2 separate regions of the Homo sapiens genome follow, and region 1 is linked to region 2. A link is a contact called in ENCODE Hi-C or POLR2A ChIA-PET data. All regions are on one chromosome and are shown on one strand. The core of a region is the stretch at or near the end of the contact, and the rest is flanking DNA. Distances in the headings are between cores, read along the strand shown. Region 1 overlaps BABAM2 (BRISC and BRCA1 A complex member 2). Region 2 has its middle 19 kb from the start of MRPL33.

The links. A loop is a pair of places that touch in the nucleus more often than their neighbours do. ChIA-PET counts read pairs that join two places held with the same protein, here RNA polymerase II (POLR2A). Pooled maps may share reads with other maps.
Region 1: a pooled map shows a loop between it and region 2 (3-fold over the local background). The contact joins two enhancer-like sites. A Hi-C loop is called at or near these places in 2 of 168 maps with a recorded cell type or tissue (Caco-2 and PC-9) and 6 of 50 pooled maps. POLR2A ChIA-PET finds 5 or more read pairs at or near these places in 3 of 52 experiments (Caco-2, MCF 10A and Panc1).

Annotation. Positions count from the first base shown.
Region 1 is chr2:28,250,087-28,252,903 of GRCh38, forward strand. All of the region lies in intron 10 of BABAM2 (BRISC and BRCA1 A complex member 2), which reads left to right. Among named protein-coding and RNA genes, the nearest start is that of BABAM2-AS2, 59 kb to the right of the region's middle. RefSeq lists an enhancer at 1-214. Within about 2 kb of position 1,430, at least 3 of the 41 ENCODE cell types and tissues checked have a DNase peak (open chromatin) inside an H3K27ac peak, as active enhancers do.
Region 2 is chr2:27,751,687-27,754,386 of GRCh38, forward strand. No RefSeq gene overlaps it. Among named protein-coding and RNA genes, the nearest start is that of MRPL33, 19 kb to the right of the region's middle. RefSeq lists an enhancer at 934-1,552. Within about 2 kb of position 1,351, at least 10 of the 41 ENCODE cell types and tissues checked have a DNase peak (open chromatin) inside an H3K27ac peak, as active enhancers do.

The DNA.
Region 1 (2,817 bases), core at 180-2,679, 500 kb after region 2:
GAAGATGCTGTGAGGAGATGCTGTGAGGTCTTCCCTATGCTTCTATAGGGAAGACCTCCTATAGAGGGTGACATTTCCGCTGAGACCTTAGCAGTGATTCAGACAGCCAAGGAAGGCAATTCCAGGGAAGGCAGTCCCTGTGCAAAAGCCCTGAGCCCTGAGGCAGCAAAGAGCTCTGCTGAAGCAGGCGTGGCTGGAGCACAGTGAGTAAGGGGAAGGGCATTTGTTGAACTTTTTTTTTTTTTTTTTTTTTAGCTATCTAATATTGAATTACTTTCTTAGCGGTTTATTCTAGAGATTACAATATGCATCTTTAACATAATTGCCTTAAGATTAATAATACCTTCATTCTGGTAAAATATAGCAACATTGCTCCTTGTCCTCCCGCTTATTTGTTCTATTAATTGTCATATATATTACATGTATATATGTTATAATATAAACACAACAATATAGCTTTTTCTGTCATTACTATAAACAATCATATATATTTTTTTCTTTTTTTTTTGTTTGTTTGTTTGTTTTGTTTTTGAGACGGGGTCTCGCTCTGTCGCCCAGGCTGGAGTGCAGTGGCACGATCTCAGCTCACAGCAACCTCCGCCTCCCAGGTTCAAGCAATTCTCCTGCCTCAGCCTCCTGAGTAGCTAGGATTACAGGCATGTGCCACCACTCCCGGCTAATTTTTTGTGTTTTTAGTAGAGACAGGGTTTTGCCGTGTTAGCCAGGATGGTCTTGATCTCCTGACCTCGTGATCTACCCGCCATGGCTTCCCAAAGTGCTAGGATTACAGGCGTGAGCCACCACGCCCAGCCACAGTCTTATGTTTTTAAAAGAGAAAAAAAGTTATCTTTGGATTTTGCCCTGCACATTATTTCCAGTGTATCTTTGCAAGACTTTGATTGCTGTGTTCCTCCATTTCAGAGCTGTAGGATTGGGGCTGGGGTGGCAGTGTTTATTCAGTCTAATGAATGATAAGGTTCTTACTCTGATGTTTTTCTTTATTTTAAATGACTAATGTTCACACAGATGTCTTAGTATTATTCTTTCTGTATTTGTCTTTAACTATCTGTTTGTTCATTTGTTCATTCATTGGTTTTCAGTTGACATTAAGTAAAAGGAAAGCAATTATTTTGTTTTTCAGAGAACACAGTTTCTGGTAAGACTTTTTTTTTTTAAGCCAGAGGAAATCAACAACTTCAGACTAATTCTGGTAGTCATTTAAATAATTCTTTCCTTATAGGCCTGTAATCAAGGCCAATAAATTAGAAATCAGGACAGCTTTTGAAATTTTAAGTAAAAATCAGAAGCTTCTGTTTATTGCTACAAATGCTTCTGCCGAGCTCTGATTTTGTCAGGCTCTCCAATTCCTGGTATAACCAAGGAAATTATTTGCATTGATGTCGCACTGTCACCTCACCACTAAAACACAAAGCTGTCGTAGTAGCAGCCACTCAGTTCCTGAGCTAAGCGAGGTAGACTTTCATCTGCCCGCTATAGAAACAGTGTTTCGTCGTAGAATATTTAGCACTCAACAAACAAGATGGCTACTACATAAATCGGTAAAACCAAAACTGTGATGTTGCTCAAAACCTGCTTACTTTTTTGGATACAGTTCACATCTTTATATAAAGGAATATACTTGAAAAGCAAATCGGAATCAGTAAAATAATTAAAATTAAGAACCACAATGCTATGTGTTAGAATTTGTTTCAAGCCAAATCTATAGAAAGTGTAATATTATTTTAGAATTACCATGTTTACCTCATATCAGACATAAAGATTCTTAGTTTAATTTTATCATTTCTAGTATTAATAACTATCAGGCTAGGTGCAGTGGCTCATGCCCGTAATCCCAGCACTTGGGGAGGCCAAGGTGGGTAGATCACCTGAGGTCAGGAGTTCGAGATCAGCCGAAACATGGTGAAACCCTGTCTCTACTAAAAATACAAAAATTAGCCAAGTGTGGTGGCACCTGTAATCTCAGCTTCTTGGGAGAGGCTGAGATAGGAGAATCGCTTGAACCTGGGAGGTGGAGGTTGCAGTGAGCCGAGAACGTGCCGTTGCACTCCACCCTGGGCAAGAGGAGTGAAACTCCATCTCAAAAAAAAAAAAAGCAAAAAAACTATCAAAGCAACAGGAATGAAAATTAATTATCAACAAAATATCAAACCAGTCAGTTCTCTAATATTGTTCCGAATGATAAAAGAATATGGAAAAAGATAAAAGAAAATTTACTAAATGCCTTTTTGCTTTAATTATGGGAACTACTGAGTCCTTTAGATACTTTTACATTTTGGTTAATTTTTATACTGAGACTTCCTTGAAAGTGGTTAGCTCTACTAGGCAAAGTGGTTTTCATCTTTTGATTATACACACAAGCACACCCTTCGCCCGGTTTACAGTTCAGAGAGCTCCAGTCCTTCAGCAACCACTGTCACTATTTTGACTCAAATTGAAACTTCTGTTTCATCTTTAGAGTTTACTTCCAGAAAGCCTGTTTTGTAATTTCTGACACTAGTTTGAGAACTTACTGGATTAATCTTCACTGGGAATATTGTCTTCATTATAATACCTTAGAATTACATGACCCCTTTTTAGTGACCTTAAAGGATTTCTTTTAAGGAAGAAGGTTGTAAATCACTTGCACAATCATGCAATGAATTTTTCCCCTGTACCCTCTTATATATGTTGTATGAATCTTTTCAGTTGTAATTATTGGATTAAGTAATTGCCAAAGCAAGTGTTTCTGATCAAAGAAAGGTCTTGAAAAATTAGCAATTTTGACTTCTCAGTGATTTTTGACATGCTGTCAAATTA
Region 2 (2,700 bases), core at 101-2,600:
GAATTCACACACATCCTGGGTGTCCTCCCTGCCAGTCACCAGCTCAATCCTGCTGGTGCCCACTGCAGAAACAGACCCCTCTCTTTTTTTTTTTTTTTTTTTTTTTGAGATGAAGTCTTACTCTGTCACCCAGGCTGGAGTGCAGTGGCGCCATCTCAGCTCACTGCTATCTCCACCTCCTGGGTTAAAGCGATTCTTCTGCCTCAGTCTCCCGAGTAGCTAGGATTACAGGCTCCTGCCACCACACTCAGCTAATTTTTTTGTATTTTTAGTAGAGACAGGGTTTCACCATGTTGGCCAGGCTGGTCTCGAACTCCTGACCTCAAGCGATCCGCCCGTCTCGGCCTTCCAAATTGTTGGGATTATAGGTGTGAGCCACCATGCCCAGCCCAAGCCCCTCTCTTAAGTTCTCCAAGCACAGCTTTAACAAAACTCCCCATAACCTCTGCAGAGATGCCATTCTCTCTCAAAGAAAGCCACATTTTACAGTGACTAAGAGGAGCCTGTGGCCTCACGTTGTCCTGCATTGCACTGTCTCCTTTCCAGAAAAGGTTCACGTTTTATCCTTGCATAACCCAAAGACCTATTAAAATCTTTTCCTAAAAACAAAAGGGATTATTCCCACAAGAGCAAGTTGCTTCCACCTCCACCGGAGACAAAGAAATTGGAATCAAAACCCCAAGCCCATGTGGCTCAGAATAGCAGTTTGCTCTTTTTTTCTTGCCATTGCTTTTTTCAAAAATAGCGGAGGCCATTTTTTGCACACCACATTCTATACCTGTTTGGAAACCAAAGGCTGAGTCTGAAAGAGGGTCAGGGACTGGGCTGGGAAGGGAAGGCTGCAGGAGAGACTCAGGAAGAGGGAGTGAGGTCAATGAACACAGCAACCGCCAGTTTTTCCAAGACTGAGACCTTTTATCGTGGAGTCAGATGTGGGGAGAGGGGGCCAGGCGTCAGCTAGCTGTGGGATCACGGGCAAGTCTTGGAGGTGCCTCTTCCAGCTTCAAATCTCTGTGTACTTTGGGGAGGCAGGGGGTTTGCTTCCCAGGTGCAGGCTTGCACCTGCCTCTTTCTGGATTGCATCAGAGCTGCTCAGGACTCATTTCCCCACCCCCACAGGCGCCTACAGCTCCCTCCCCCTCCCATAACTTATTAGCTACAGATAACATCCCTTTGTTCTCCCAGTGACTCCACACCCACAGAAGGAGAGGGGGATGAAGAAATCTGCCAGGAGGGTGCCTCCCGCCAGTATCTGATGAAGGTAAGAGGTAAGAGGCTGCCCGTTTACTGCTTGTGCCTTCCAGGGAAGCTTCTTCCCCAGGGCCACTACCCGTTTCGGGAGGCGTTTCTGGGCTAGGCTTCCTGGCAGGGGAGGCTCTCAGGCACTGGGGCCGCTGAGGGTATGTGGTGAAGCGCTTGGCTTGGAAATCTTTGCCTTAGGGACTCATTAAGAATTTTTTCAGGGAATCCTCGTCGGGTGTCTTCCAATGGCTTCCCACCAGGTTACAGTCAGGCCGAAACTTCTTTTTTTTTTTTTGAGATGGAGTCTCGCTCTGTCGCCCAGGCTGGAGTGCAGTGGCGCGATCTCGGCTCACTGCAAGCTCCGCCTCCCAGGTTCACAGCATTCTCCTGCCTCAGCCACCCGCGTGCCCGGCATGGCCCAAACTTCTTAGCCTTTTTTGCCAGTCCTTTTCCCAGACCCACTGAGCTCCAGTTACATAGAACCACGTGCGATTTCCTTGAAAATATTATGCATTTTCATGCTTCCGTGACTACTTTGCATATGCTGTTTCCTTTGCCTGGAGTGCCCCCTACCACTTCTCTTCTTAAAGAACTCCTATTCATCCTTCAAGACCCTACTCAAAAGTCAGGTTCTTTTTCAAAGCCTTGCTTGACTTCTCAGACAGGGTGGGATGCTCTGTGCTCTAGGCACAGGGTTCCTTCCCTGGCTCATCTGGGATTAGGGTAATTATTAGAATTTACATGTTTATCTTCCTTCTAGTTGTTCCTCCAGGGCAGGGACTGTCATTCACCTTTGCAAATGTGGTGTACAGCACAGTGCCAGGCCCTCGTAATTCCTCAGCCAGTATTTGTGGCAGGATAAACACAATTTCTTCTGGATTTATTGTAATTTTGAGTAGCATTAAGAGAATGCTTTTGTCTCTGTGGACATTCCCTGGCCTCCAGTGGCATCTCTCCAGACAAAGGTCACATATTTGTGAATCTGTATATTCACACAGCATCAGCATGTCACTTCTCAGGTATTTTACATCTGATTTATTTATTTTACACATTAACCCTATGGGTGGTTGTTATTGTTGCCATCATAAAATAAAGAGATCGAGATGCTAAGAGATTAAGTACCATGTTCAAGGTATCAGCACTTGGATGGCAGAGCTGGGACCTGAAACCAGGTATTCTGGCTGCAAAATCTTTTATCTACATCTGAGTTTCTGAGTAAGTGGTCTTTGAATCAGTAGGTCAGCGTCCCCTGGGGACTTGTTAGACAACCCAAAACTCCAAGGGTGGGGCCCAGCAATCTGTTTCAACCAGCCCTGCAGGTCATTCTATCCTCAAGTTAACACTGGCCTGTGCCACAGCTGCTCCAGTAGCTGTCCACAGCCATGGGAGGGCGCTCCAAGGCCGACTTTCACCACTGGGAACCTGTCAGGCACAGCAGAAGGCAAGAAAATGCATGAA